Linked DNA regions of Homo sapiens: region 1 is linked to region 2. Evidence: read pairs that join two places in POLR2A ChIA-PET (ENCODE). Cell type or tissue: A673. All regions are shown on one strand. Each heading gives the region's core, and the rest is flanking DNA. Links, peaks and the distances in the headings are about the cores only.

The links. ChIA-PET counts read pairs that join two places held together with the same protein. Peaks named below come from ENCODE experiments on the same cell type or tissue, not always from the same donor. Only the 100,000 strongest peaks of a DNase experiment are listed, where the experiment ranks them.
Region 1: POLR2A ChIA-PET joins it to region 2 with 10 read pairs; 7 of 35 experiments call an interaction of 5 or more read pairs at or near these places.

The regions. Positions count from the first base shown.
Region 1 is chr1:150,913,408-150,920,599 of GRCh38, forward strand. The region is part of intron 1 of LOC107985204 (a long non-coding RNA gene); the gene reads right to left. Among named protein-coding and RNA genes, the nearest start is that of SETDB1, 9.4 kb to the right of the region's middle. RefSeq lists enhancers at 1,487-1,631, 3,534-3,678, 3,922-4,066, 5,254-5,398 and cis regulatory regions at 1,559, 3,606, 3,994, 5,326. In A673, for the core only: no CTCF peak of the experiment used is centred there; no DNase peak of the experiment used is centred there.
Region 2 is chr1:150,602,074-150,609,265 of GRCh38, forward strand. It overlaps LOC107985203 (a long non-coding RNA gene), which reads left to right. Exons shown (of 3, transcript NR_186818.1): 3 at 2,047-2,211. Among named protein-coding and RNA genes, the nearest start is that of ENSA, 24 kb to the right of the region's middle. RefSeq lists enhancers at 2,557-3,395, 6,393-7,079. In A673, for the core only: no CTCF peak of the experiment used is centred there; a DNase peak (open chromatin) is centred at 2,828; H3K27ac peaks cover 2,623 bases.

The DNA of each region.
Region 1 (7,192 bases), core at 1,223-6,222, 310 kb after region 2:
CGGAGTTTTACTCTGTTGCCCAGGCTGGAGGGCAGTGGTGTGATTCCGGCTCACTGCAACCTCTGCCTCCTGGGTTCAAGCAATTCTTCTGCCTCAGCCTCCAGAGTAGCTGGAATTACAGGCACCCGCCACCATGCCTGGCTAATTTTTGTATTTTTAGTAGAGACAGGGTTTCACCATGTTGGCCAAGCTGGTCTCGAACTCCTGACCTCAAGTGATCCACCCACCTCAGCCTCCCAAAGTGCTCGGATTATAGGCGTGAGCCACTGCGCCCAGCCCCCAGGGATCTTTTAAGAGCAAAGGGAAGAAAATCATAGCCCTTACTCTCCAAAGTCTGAAGTTAGGGGACTTTGATAGAGTGGTGTGGTGTATGAGCCAACTGGCAGGGAAGCTTTTAAGAGAATTCACTAGAAAGAAAGGGAGCACCTAAATTGCTGAACAAGACTCAATGTGGGTTTGGCTGAAGAGGATTGGTTTTAGTACAGCAGTTGATGGAGAATCAAAGCCCTCACATCCAGCCACGATGGCCTAATATTCTAGTCAACAGTAACCTAGCATATGAGTATGAACTGAGAGCCATAACCTTGGAATCTAACTGGGAGGGTATCACTTGGGCTTATGCAGTGACTTGGACCAGCAAGTAGCCACTTCAGTGGAGACATGTATCCATGGGACCAAGCTGGACTGGGTTTTAACAGCAATACCACATGGTATAGAGACACAACTTTAGCCATGCACTGTTAGCAGAGACCTGATCATTGGTCTCTGTTTCTGACTCCTGGATGTGGGACTGCCCACTTCCTTAGCTTGAGTAAGCCTCCAGGGAAAATGGAGACAGGGGAATCAAAGCGGAAGATACTAGACTTTGCCTGCACCAGAACAAGGTACTGTATTGTATCGGTTAAGCTGGCAGGGAGGTAAAGTGAGGATGTGGGGAGGGGGACAAGAGAGATACATGATTTGATTTGATGAAAAGAAACTCAGGGCAAGGTGCAGATCAGGTGAAAAGCAGATTAGGATTGATGTCAGCTATGTCGGTGTTTGTGGAAAAGTAAAATAAAAATAAAGGCTGGGTGCAGTGGCTCACACCTGTAATCCCAGCACTTTGGGAGGCCGAGGTGGGTGGATCACCAGAGGTCAGGAGTTCGAGACCAGCCTGGCCCAACATGGTGAAACCCCGTCTCTACTAAAAATACAAAAATTAGCTGGGCATGGTGGCAGGTGGCTGTAATCCCAGCTACTTGGGAGGCTGAGGCAGGAGAATCGCTTGAACGTAGGGGTGGAGGTTGCAGTGATCCAAGATCACGACACTGCACTCCAGCCTGGGCAACAGAGCAAGACTCCATCTCAAATAAATAAATAAAGGGTTGATGTCAGCACTTGAGGACTGCAGTGCATTCCCTCCAGGAACTCAGAGATTAACCTCTCCACCACTTCTTAACATAAACTGCATGACTAACACATGATTAATGAGAGCATCAATATGCAGTCACTGGAGAATCACAGGTTTGACAATTATCTGACTTTCTCCAGTAACCTAAGAAAAGATGCATCAGTTAGAAGAAGTGGATCATTTGTGAAAGCAGAAAAAGATGAACAATCTAAAGCAAATCCACATGGAGCCAGTACGAATACTGTTCAAGAGAAAGGGGAGGCTGGGTGTGGTGGCCCATGCCTGTAATCTCAGGAGTTTGGGAGGCTGAGGTGGGAGGATCGCTTGAGCTCAGGAGCTTGAGACCAGCCTGGGCGATATAGTGAGATCTCATCTCTACTAAAAAATAAAAAATTAGCTGGGCATGGTGACCCGTGCCTGTAATCCTAGCTGCTTGGGAGACTGAGGTGGGAGGATTGCTTAGGCCTGGAAGACGGAGGTTGCAGTGAGCTGTGCTCGTGCAACTGCACTCCATCCAGCCTGGGTGGCCAGATAATCCTTGGTACGGAGATTCAGGGAGTTGCAGCCCATGGACCTTCAGTTTGTTTGGTCTTATTGATCACATGATCTCTGTTAACCTGATGTTCTTAATCATCCCTTCCACCCACCTCAAACTAACAATTTACAGGTCCAATTGGTCTGCAGAGAAGTTACATTGGGCCAGGACCCTCCCACTACTAATGTGGGTGTGTCTGGTGGGTGTTGGGGTTCTACATTTGTGTTTGAATCAACATTTTAAAAATTATTATTATAAAGGTAATACATGCATATTGTAAAACAATTTTTTCAAACATCACCTAGGGATAAAAAGGCAAAAAGTAGGTCCGGGCATGGTGGCTCACGCCTGTAATCCCAGCACTTTGGGAGGCTGAGGCGGGCGGATCATGAGGTCAGGAGATCGAGACCATCCTGGCTAACACGGTGAAACCCCATCTCTACTAAAAATACAGAAAATTAGCTGGGCATGGTGGTGGGTGCCTGTAGTCCCAGCTACTCGGGAGGGTGAGGCAGGAGAATGGCATGAACCCAGAGGTGGAGCTTGCAGTGAGCCAAGATCACCCCACTGGTGACAGAGTGAGATTCCATCTCAAAAAAAAAAAAAAAAAAGGCAAAAAGTTATTTGATTACTGCCTTGTTTCCCATTCCTTCTTTCCAAAGGTAATCGCTATAAAGTCCATTTGTGCATATATATATATATATATACACATATATCTATCCAAATATTTTCCTTTCTTTTTAATCTAAACTTTTTGAATAGGCTATCCATTTTCGTGTTTCAAATTTCTTTTTTTTTTGTTTCTTTTTTTTTTTTTTTTGAGTTGGAGTCTTGCTCTGTCGCCCAAGCTGGAGTATAATGGCGCAACCTCGGCTCACTGCAACCACTGCCTCCCAGGTTCAAGTGATTCTCCTGCCTCAGCCTCCTAGTAGCTGGGATTACAGGCACCTGCCACCATGGCTGGCTCATTTTTTGTATTTTTAGTAGAAACGGGGTTTTACCATGTTGGCCACGCTGGTCTGGAACTCCTGTCCTCAGGTGATCCACCTGCCTCGGCCTCCCAACGTGCTGGGTCAAATTTCAAAAGGTACAAAATGGTGTACTGTGAAAATTCTTACTCCTCTTCAACCTTCTGTTCTCTCTTCACAAACAACCAATGTTAACAATTTCTTTTTTTTTTTTTTTTGACATGGAGTCTCACTCTGTCACCCAGGCTGGAGTACAGTGGTGCGATCTCAGCTCACTGCAACCTCAGCCTCCAAGGTTCGAGCAATTTTCCTGTCTCAGTCTCCCGAGTAGCTGGGACTACAAGTGCCCACCACCACACCCAGCTAATTTTTGTATTTTTAGTAGAGACGGGGTTTCACCATGTTGGCCAGGCTGGTCTCGAACTCCTGACATCAAATAATCCACCCACCTCAGCCTCCCAAAGTTCTGGGACTACAGGTGTGAACCACTGCACTCGGCCCAACGTTAAAAATTTCTTGTGTATCCTTCCAGGGATATTTTATGTATATGTGAGAAAAAAATATATATTATTACCATTAGTTACACAAATGATGCTGCACTATATACCATGTTCTGCACCAATTTTTATTTAATATTGTATCTTGAAGATCATTCCACATCAATACACACACAGCCTCCTTAGCTTCTTTTTTTTTTGAGACGGAGTCTCGCTCTGTCGCCCAGGCTGGAGTGCAGTGGCGCGATCTCGGCTCACTGCAAGCTCTGCCTCTCGGGTTCACGCCATTCTCCTGCCTCAGCCTCCTGAGTAGCTGGTACTATAGACGCCCGCCACCACACCCAGCTAATTTTTTTGTATTTTTAGTAGAGACAGAGTTTCACCGTGTTAGCCAGGATGGTCTCGATCTCCTGACCTTGTGATCCACCCGCTTCGGCCTCCTGAAGTGCTGGGATTACAGGCGTGAGCCCGGCCTAGCTTTTTTTTTTTTAAACACGGTTAAAGAGTATTCTATTGTTTGAGTGTGCCATAATTTAACCAATGCCTGCCAATAGAAATTTACATTATTTTCAAATCTTCTGCTGTTTCAAATAATTATGCTGAAGAAAATAATTTAGCACTTAAATCATTTCAAAAGTATGCAAATTCAAAAGTATGTAAAAGCCAGGCACGGTGGCTCCACTGCACTCCACTTGCACCACTGCACTCCAGCCTGGGCAAGAGAGTGAGACTCCGTCTCAAAACAAACAAAGTATGTCACTTAAAGTCCTAGAAGTTGAATTGTTGATTTAAAGAATATCGCAGGGCTGGCCGGGTGCCGTGGCTCACACCTGTAATATATATATATTGCAGGGCTGGGCAGCAGTTGCTCACGCCTGTAATCCCAGCACTTTGGGAAGCCAAGGTGGGCGGATCCCTGAAGTTAGGAGTTTGAGACCAGCCTGGCCAACATGGTGAAACCCCATCTCTACTAAAAATACAAAAATTAGCCAGGCATGGTGGCAGGCGCCTGTAATCCCAGCTACTCGGGAGTCTGACGCAGGAGAATCACTTGAACCTGGGAGGTGGAGTTTGCAGTGAGCCAAGATCGTGCCACTGCGACAGAGCAAGACTCCATCTCAAAAAAAAAAAATAATAATAATATTGCAGGCTTGGCATGGTGGCTCACGGCTGTAATCCCAGCACTTTATGAGGCTGAGGAGGGAGAATCGCTTGAGGCTAAGAGTTTGAGACCAGTCTGGGCAATATAGCAAGACCCTAAGACCCCATCTCTAGTGGCATGTGCCTTTCAGGAGGCTTAGGCAGGAGGATCCCTTGAGCCCAGGAATTCAAGGTTATAATGAGCTAGGATTATGCCACTACACTGTAGCCTGGGAGCCTGGGTGACAGAGCAAGACACTGTCTCTAAAAAAACAGAAAGAGTATTGCTGAATTTACAGAATTTTTGAATGAGTTGCCAACATTTTAAACACACTTTCATACAAAATATAGATGTTTAAATTCACTTGAAAAATGGGAATATCTAATAATACTGTATCCCACACGACAAAAATTAGCTGAAACTAAGTAGCAACTGCTCCCTGTAGGTGAGATATGGACTACCCAAGTGGCCACAGTCCTCACCTGCCCCACTTAGCTCCTTTACATTACTTTCCTCGTGTCTGCAACCTTTGAGCTTTTAATCCCTGAAAAGTTATTTAGTTTTGATTCTGAGATCACTCAACAACCTTCAGATTATAATCTAATTTCCTTTGAGTCTGTGTGCAAAGAAAGGATCGGCCGGGTGCGGTGGCTCATGCCTGTAATCCCAGCACTTTGGGAGGCCGAGGCGGGTGGATCACGAGGTCAGGAGATCGAGACCATCCTGGCTAACACGATGAAACCCCCGTCTCTACTAAAAATACAAAAAATTATCCAGGCATGGTGGCAGGCGCCTGTCGTCCCAGCTACTCGGGAGGCTGAGGCAGGAGAATGGCGTGAACCTGGGAGGCGGAGCTTGCAGTGAGCCAAGATAGCGCCACTGCACTCCAGCCTGGGCGACAGAGCAAGACTCCGTCTCAAAAAAAAAAAAAAAGAAAGGATCATTTGGCATTCCAAGGTATTGACCCCTATGCTGATTTCTCAGTCAAGTATTAAGAACTATGTGGTTGTGAGCCGGGCATGGTGGCTCACATCTGTAATCCCAGCACTTTCGGAGGCTGAGGCGGGCGGATCACTTGAGGTCAGGAGTTCAAGACCAGCCTGGCCAACATGGTGACACCCCGTCTCTTCTAAAAATATAAAAAAATTAGCCAGGTGTGGTGGTGCACGCCTGTAATCCCAGCTACTAGGAAGGCTGACACAGGAGCAGGAGAATCGCTGGAACCCAGGAGGCAGAGGTTACAGTGAGCTAAGATCATGCCACTGCACACCAGCCTGGGTAACAGAGCAAGTTTATTATTTTATAGTAATAACGGCAACAAATCGTGTATTACAATAATTTGTAAATTTCAATAATGTAAGTCACTTATGCAGGGTCTAATCACTTCTGACTAGAGTTAGTCTTCAGAGCTGAGTGTGGTGGAATGCACCTATAGTCCTAGCTACTTGGGAGGCTGAGGCAGGAAGATCTCTTGAGCCCAGGAGTTTGAGACCAGCCTCGGCAACACAGCCAGACCTCGTCTCAAAAAAAAAAAAAAAATTCTGATTCAGTGTATCTTGAGTGGGACCAGAAATTTAAAATTTCTAACAAGCTCCCTGATTGCACACTGAGTAGCAAGACCTTAGAAGACACCTCCTGAGTTCCCTCTGCTGATATCTACAGGACTGACCACTTCAGCCTTCTCAGGGCAATGAAGAAATCAGACTAGAATATGACGAGCCAAAATAGCATTATTTCTCATCAACATTCCCCATTCCTCATTCCCCACCCCACCTGCTCCTAATAATGGAAAGTTGAAAGAATGTAACTAGTAGAAATATAATTCAATCAGAGCAAAGATAAAGGGAATTTTTTTATTCATTCTATATCAAGGACCACCAGATGTGCAGGGGCAATATATCAGGCGCTAGGGAAAACAAAAATGATTAAGACAGGATCTTAGCCTTGAGCTGTTCACAAACTAGTAGAGGAGACAGGCATACAGTGATAACTCACAAGTGGCATGAACTACAATAATGGAAGTACAGAGGTAGAAGTTAATTCTTTAGAGGATGAGTGACGGTCTAGGACACTGATTCTTAAATTCTGGTCTCAGGATCAATAGCATGGGCATCAATCACCTGGGAAAATGTTAGACATGCAGATTCTCAGACTGCATCCAGACCCGCTCCAGCATTGGGTGTGGGGCAGCAATATGGTTTAACAAGCCCTTCTTGGCCGGGCACTGTGGCTCACGCCTATAATCCCAGCACTTTGGGAGGCCGAGTCGGGTGGATCATGAGGTCAGGAGTTTGAGACCAGCCTGGCCAATATGGTGAAACTCCGTCTCCACTAAAAATACAAAAAGTAGCCAGGCGTGGTGGTGCGTGCCTGTAGTCCCAGCTATCAGGAGGCTGAGGCAGAAGAACCGCTTGAACCTGGGAGGTGGAGGTTACAGTGAGCCGAGATGGTGCCACTGCACTCCAGCCTGGATGACAGAGCAAGACTCCACTCAAAAAACAAAAAAGAAAGAAAACAAAAACAAAACAAAACAAAAAAAACAGTCCTCCAGGTGATTCTGATACATGCTAATGCTTTTCAATTCCCAGTCTAGGAAAACTACTCAGAGAAGACATTATTTAAACTTTAGACAATTAATATTTTACTAGACAGAAAAAG
Region 2 (7,192 bases), core at 850-5,849:
AGCCTGGGCAACATGGCAAAACTCTGTCTCTACAAAAAATATACAAAAATTATCCAGGCGTGGTGGCATGTGCCTGTAGTCCCAGCTACTCTGGAGGCCAAAGTGGGAGGATTACTTGGTCTGGGAGGCAGAGGGTGCAGTGAGCCAAGATCATGCCACTACACTCCAGTCTGGGCAACAGAGTGAGACCGTCTAAAAAAAAAAAAAAATTCCCATATATTTCTACATGTAAATACATAGAAAAAGGGCTGGAAGGATATATAATCAATATTAAACAGTGTTTATCTCTGGAAGGAAAGGACCAGGACTTGGAATAATGGCAAGGAAGCCTTGTTTGTAGTTTTTTTTTTTTTTTCATCGTTTTTGAGGAGTCTCACGCTATCGCCCAGGCTGGAGTGCAGTGGTGTCATCTCAGCTCACCGTACCTCCGCCTCTCCGCCTCCTGGGTTTAATCGATTCTCCTGCCTCAGCCTCCTCAGTAGCTAGGATTACAGGTGTCTGCCACCACGGCCAGATAATTTTTTTTTTTTTTTTTTTTTTTTTTAGTAGAGACAGGGTTTCACCATGTTAGCCAGGCTGGTCTCAAACTTCTGACCTCAAGTGATCGGCCGGCCTCGACCTCCCAAACTGCTGGGATTACAGGCATGAGTCACCAAGCCCGGCTTTTTTTTTTTTTTTTTCTTTTTTTAATTTTTTTTTTTTATTATACTCTAAGTTTTAGGGTACATGTGCACATTGTGCAGGTTAGTTACATATGTATACATGTGCCATGCGACCGGCTTTTTTTGTTGTTGTTGTTTTTTGTTTTTGAGTTGGAGTCTTGCTCTGTCATCCAGGCTGAAGTGCAGTAGCATGATCTCGGCTCACTGCAACCTCCACCTCCTGGGTTCAAGCCATTCTCCCGCCTCAGCCTGCCGAGTAGCTGGGACTATAGGAGTACACCATGCCCAGCTAATTTTTTGTATTTTAGTAGAGATGGGGTTTCACCATGTTGCCCAGGCTGGTCTCAAACTCCTAAGCTCAGGCAATCCGCTCACCTTGGCCTCCTAAAGTGCTAGGACTACAGGCGTGAGCCACCATGTCCAACCTGTAGTTTTGTTTTTTTTTTGAATGAAGGTTTTTAATGTTATATGTTGTATAAAATTAATGCATTAATTTATTATTATGAAATCAAAACAACCCTACCTTACCCCGAAAATAACACCTGTAGGTTTTTGTCAGTTGTCAGATGGGCATCTTGCTATGTTGCCCAGGCCGGTTTCAAACTCTTGGAGCTCAAGCTACCTTCTGCCTCAGCCTCTAGAGCAGCTAAGACTACAAGTGTGCACCACCATGTCCAGCTTAGGTGTCAGTTTGATATGAGTCAGTAGCATAAGTAGTAAAGAAAACCTAAGGGGGCCTTGGGCTCTCCTACGGTCCAGGTCTACAAGCAAGCAGGTAATGGTTTAGTTCTATTTGGCTTGGTGAGGCCACATCTGGACCAAAGTTAGACAGGCACACTGACACATTTGAGCTCATCCAGAGAGTAGACAAGGTGATGCCAGGAGTCCACACTATGTCAAGGAGGACTAGCTAAAGGGAGGGAAAATGTTTAGGCTAGTAGATGTAGAAAGAGGTGGTCCTCAAACTCTTGACGTTTTCATGAGGGTGAAGATAGTAGATTTCAAGACACTGGAGTTATTCAAGAGACTAAATATTCACTTTCCAGGGATACTGTGAAAAAGATTCACTGAGGAGGCATTCGTTGGAACTAGATTTTTTTTTTTTTTAAGAGACAGGGTTCTGCTGTGTTACCCAGGCTGGTCTCTAACTCCTAAGCTCAAGAGATCCGCTTGCCTCAGCCTGCCAAAGTGATGGGATTACAGGGTAAGCCACGTGCCTGGCCTGGAACTAGATTATCTTAAAGTTAGTTTCCAACTAACTTTATTTCAATTTATTTCAAGTTTCCTTGAAATAAATTGAGTTTTCAATTTATTTCTGGTTCCTTGGCCTCAACCAGATTTATTGAAATTTAAGTCCCTAAAACTGTCTTTTGTTTTATTATAGAGAGGATATTAACCAGAAGGTTACATACTACAATCTGGAAGGAATAATCTCAATATCATGAGTGCCAATTAAGTGCCTCAGAGAATACAAAGGTGACCATAACTGGAATGCTTAACAAGTACCAACTGAAGAAATGTAATGAAAATTAAAGTTTAATTTGTTTTCCCCTGTCTCTGCACAATTTATTTCAGTGGGAGAGGTTTTCCTCAGATGTGGATCACCTTTAGGTAATAGTCTTTGCAACCACTTTAAGTAGCAAAACATACTCTTGGTCCGAAATATATTAACACATCAATTTTCATCATAGGTAAGAATCTCTCTACCCCACAGCTAGGGTCAACAGAGCCAGCCAGCTCGCCTCTGTGAAAGAGGGGGTAGTTGGCTTCTCTCCTTTTGCTACACTGATATTTCTAGGAATGGGGCAGAATGAAGAGGAAGGGTTATTAGTGGCTTCATGCTGTCTAGGCCTGGCTGATGTTAAGAATTATCTCATGAGCATTTGTATGGCTCCATCAGAGGCTTCCCTGGGGGCGCTTTCCAAAGGCAGTGGCAACTTCCTGAAGTGAGGTGATGTATTCTATTTCTATAGCCACCACTCTCTCATTATCCTTTTGTTTTCCAGTGTTCTTTTCCACATGAAGAGCCCCACTATGCATCCAGGCAGTTCTCTTGAGTAGGATTTAAACTGGCTCCACACATGGTCCACAGGATTCATGTATATCTGACCGTTTATCAGAAGCCAGTGTGGTGACTTCCAGGATGTGACTCTCTACTTTGTTACATCAGGCTCTGTTGTTAGTCAGCTTTTGCCTTGAAATTCCTCTACCGTGAGTCATACACAGTCTAATGATTATCCCTTACCCAAGGACAAATACAAAATGTTTCAGTGGTCTTGAAGCCACTGTCTCTAGGATTGAGAAGATAGAATTACTCCTCACCTCATCTCTTTTTTTTGGGGTGGGGGATGGAGTTTTGCTCCCCCTGCCCAGGCTGGAGTGCAGTGGTGCGATCTCAGCTCACTGCAACCTCCACCTCCCAGGTTCAAGCGATTCTCCTGCCTCAGCCTCCTGAGTAGCTGGGACTACAGGCACCCGTCACCGCGCCTGGCTAATTTTTTTTATTTTTAGTAGAGACGGGGTTTCACCATGTTAGCCAGGCTAGTCTCGAACTCCTAACCTCAGGTGACCTGCCCGCCTCAGCTTCCCAAAGTGCTGGGATTACAGGCGTCAGCCACCTCACCTGGCCCTTCCCCACCTCTTCTCTTTGGGATTGAATAGGGCTCACAGCATGGTAGTAGCTCTCTCCAAAGAAAGCTCTTTTATAAACCCAATCTCCGCTTTTTTGTTGTTGTTTTTTTTTTTTTTTTTGAGACAGGGTCTCACTCTGTGGCCCAGGCTGAAGTGCAGTGGTATGATGATGGCTCATGGCAGCCTCAAACTCCTGGCTCATGTGATCCACCTGCCTCAGCCTCCTGAGTAGTAGCTGGGATTACAGGCATGCACCACCATGCCTGGCTAATTTTTTTTTTTTTTTTTTAGATGTATTACTCTTGCTCTGTCGCCCAGGCTGGAGTATAGTGGTGCGATCTCAGTTCACTGCAACCTCCACCTCCCGAGTTCAAGTGATTCTCCTGCCTCAGCCTCCAAAGTAACTGGGATTATAGGCGCCCACCACCACACCCTGCTAATTTTTGTATTTTTAGTAAAAACGGGGTTTCACCATTTGGCCAGGCTGGTCTTGAACTCCTGATGACCTCAAGTGATCCGCCTGCCTCAGCCTCCCAAAGTGCTGGGATTACAGGCATGAGCCTCTGCCCCTGGCTTTTTAATTTTTTCAAATTTTTTATTTTTTTTTTGAGACGGAGTCTTGCTCTGTCACCAGGCTGGAGTCCAGTGGTGCAATCTCGGTGCTCACTGCAATCTCTACCTCCCAGGTTCAAGTGATTTTCCTGCCTCAGCCTCCCAAGTAGCTGGGACTACAGGCACGTGCCACCATGCCCAGCTAATTTTTTGTATTTTTAGTAGAGACAGGGTTTCACCATGTTGAGCAGGATGGTCTCGATCTCTTGACCTCGTGATCCGCCCACCTTGGCCTCCCAAAGTGCTGGGATTACAGGCTTGAGCCACTGCGCCCGGCCTAATTTTTTAATTTTTTTGTGGAGACAAGGTCTCACCATGTTGCCCAGGTTGGTCTTGAACTAGCCTGAAGTGATCCTCCCACCTCAGCCTCCCAAAGTGCTAGGATTACAAGAGTAAGCCACTGCATCTGGCCTTCTATCTTCACTTTTCATACTCTTGAAATGGGTGAGGGGGTTCAAGAGTTGTGCAACTGGTTCTTGGTAAGTTCCTTTAAAATACTGCATTTACATCTGCTGTCTCCCTTTGGAGTTTCATATCTATTAGATCTTGATACCCCAGCTGAAACATCCAGTTTAAGATTTTGTTAAGTATAAAACATAATCTGCTTTATCAATCCTGCTTTAAATCTTCCCTCATTCCTTATCTGAGGCTATGTGATTTAGTCACACCTCACAAGCCAAGCCCTAGGCCTAGGCCATCAAGTTGGTATGGCATGATCTGGTCATGCTCTCCTTTACTGATAAAGAAAACCAAGCTAAGGCCAAGGGCTCACTATAACAAACCTACTGCCCATGAGAGGGATAAATCAGGAGTCCCTCTTGGCTCCAAACCTAGTTCTCTATACGGATGTATACAGAGCAAAGTGATTTGGTCAAGTAGCCATGGGCTTTGGAGTCTGTCATTTATCAAGTGATCTTAGATGAATTATCTTTTCTCAGCTTCATTACAATTTTGTAAAATAGGGCCGGGCGCCGTGGCTCAACCCTGTGGGCATAAGCCTTTGGGAGGCTGAGGCGGGCAGATCACTTGAGGTCAGGAGTTCGACAGCTTGGCCAACATGGTGAAACTCCATCTCTACTAAAAATACAAAAATAAGCCAGGTGTGGTTGCGGGTGCCCATAATCCCAGCTACTTGGGAGGCTGAGGTAGAATAGAACTGTTTGAACCCGGGAGGTGGAGGTTGCACTGAACCGAGATTGCACTACTGCACTCTAGCCTGGATGATAGACTGAGACTCTGTCTCAAATTAAAAAAAAAAAAAATTATAAAATAGCCTCACCTTTCAATTTGAAATTTATTTATTTATTTTTTGAGACGGAGTTTCCCTTTTGTCGCCTAGCCTAAAGTGCAATGCCACAATCTCAGCTCACTGCAACCTCCTGCCTCCTGGGTTCAAGCAATTCTCCTACCTCAGCCTCCCGAGTAGCTGGGATTACAGGTGTGCGTCACCACCAGCTAATTTTTGTATTTTTAGTAGAGACAGGGTTTTACCATGTTGACCAGGCTGGTCTCAATCTCCTGACCTCAGGTGATCTACCCGCCTTGGCCTCCCAAAGTGCTGGGATTGTGGGCATGAGCCACCATGCCCAGCCTGAAATTTATTTATTTTTTTTAAAGTCAGTCTCTGTAGAGACTGTCAAAAATTGCCAATGCCAACTATATTGTAAGTTACCACAGTGGGATATGTGAAAATTCTTTTTTTTTTTTTTTGAGACATGGTCTCACTCCATCACCCAGGCTGGAGTGCAGTGGCAAGATCACAGTTCACTGCAACCTCGACTTCACGGGCTCAAGTGAGCCTTCCATGGCATGTGCCACCATGTCTGGCTAACTTTTTGTAAAGACGGGGTCTCTCTAAGTTGCCTAAGCTGGTCTCAAAACTCTTAGACTCAAGGGATCTGCCTGCCTTGGCCTCCCAAAGTGCTGGGATAACAGGTGTGAGCCACTGGGCCTGGCCCAACAGAAACCTTTTCTTTTTTTCTTTTGAGACAGAGTCTCAACTCTGGAGTCTCACTCTGTTGCCCAGGCTAGAGTGCAGTGGTGCAATCTTGGCTCACTGCAATCTCCACCTCCCAGGTTCAAGTGATTCTTCTGCCTCAGCCTCCTGAATAGCTGAGATTACAGGCGTGTGCCACCACACCCGGCTAATTTCTGTATTTTTAGTAGATGGGGTTTCGCCATGTTGGCTGTGCCGGTCTCGAACTCCTGACCTCAGGTGATCCACCCGCCTTGGCCTCCCAAAGTATTGGGATTACAGGCGTGAGCCACCGTGCCTGGCTTGAAACTTTTTTTGAGACAGAGTCTCGCTCTGTCGCCCAGGCTGGAGTGCAGTGGCGCGATCTCAGCTCACTGAAAGCTCCGCCTCCTGAGTTCACACCATTCTCCTGCCTCAGCCAAGTAGCTGGGACTAACAGGCGCCTGCCACCACACTCAGCTAATTTTTGTATTTTTGGTAGAGACGGGGGTTTCACCGTGTTAGCCAGGATGGTCTCGATCTCCTGACCTCATGATTGGCCTGTCTCGGCCTCCCAGAGTGCTGGGATTATAGGCGTGAGCCACTGTGCTTGGCCTGAAACGTTTTCAATTAGCAATAATTGTACATTGGACAAACCTCATTGGCTATGATACTGCCACTGCACAAAACTTAAAAAAAATTTTTTTTTTTGAGACGGAGTCTTGCTCTGTCGCCCAGGCTGCAGTGCAGTGGCAAGATCTCGGCTTACTACAAGCTCCGCCTCCGGGGTTCACGCCATTCTCCTGCCTCAGCCTCCAGAGTAGCTGAGACTACAGGCGCCCGACAGCACGCCCGGCTAATTTTTGTCATATTTTTTAGTAGAGACGGGGTTTCACCATGTTAGCCAGGATGGTCTTGATCTCCTGACCTCGTGATCCGCCCACCTCGGCCTCCCAAAGTGCAGGGATTACAGGCGTGAGCCACCGCGCCCAGCCAAAATTTAATTTTTAATTAAACAATTAATATATGAATATTTTCCTTGGAAAAAAGGAAAATATAGATGACACAAAAGTTCCTATGATTACCACTTCCAATCTCACTCCCCTAATTCTTTTCTGGAAGTGACCACAATTCTTTTTTTTTTTTTTTGAGACAGAGTCTTGCTCTGGTGCCAGGCTGGAGTGCAGTGGTGCGATCTCAGCTCACTGAAACCTCCGCCTCTTAGGTTCAAGCGATTCTTGTGCCTCAGCCTCCCGAGTAGCTGGGATTAAGGCACACGCCACCACACCCAGCTAATTTTTGTATTTTTAGTAGAGATGGGGTTTCACCATGT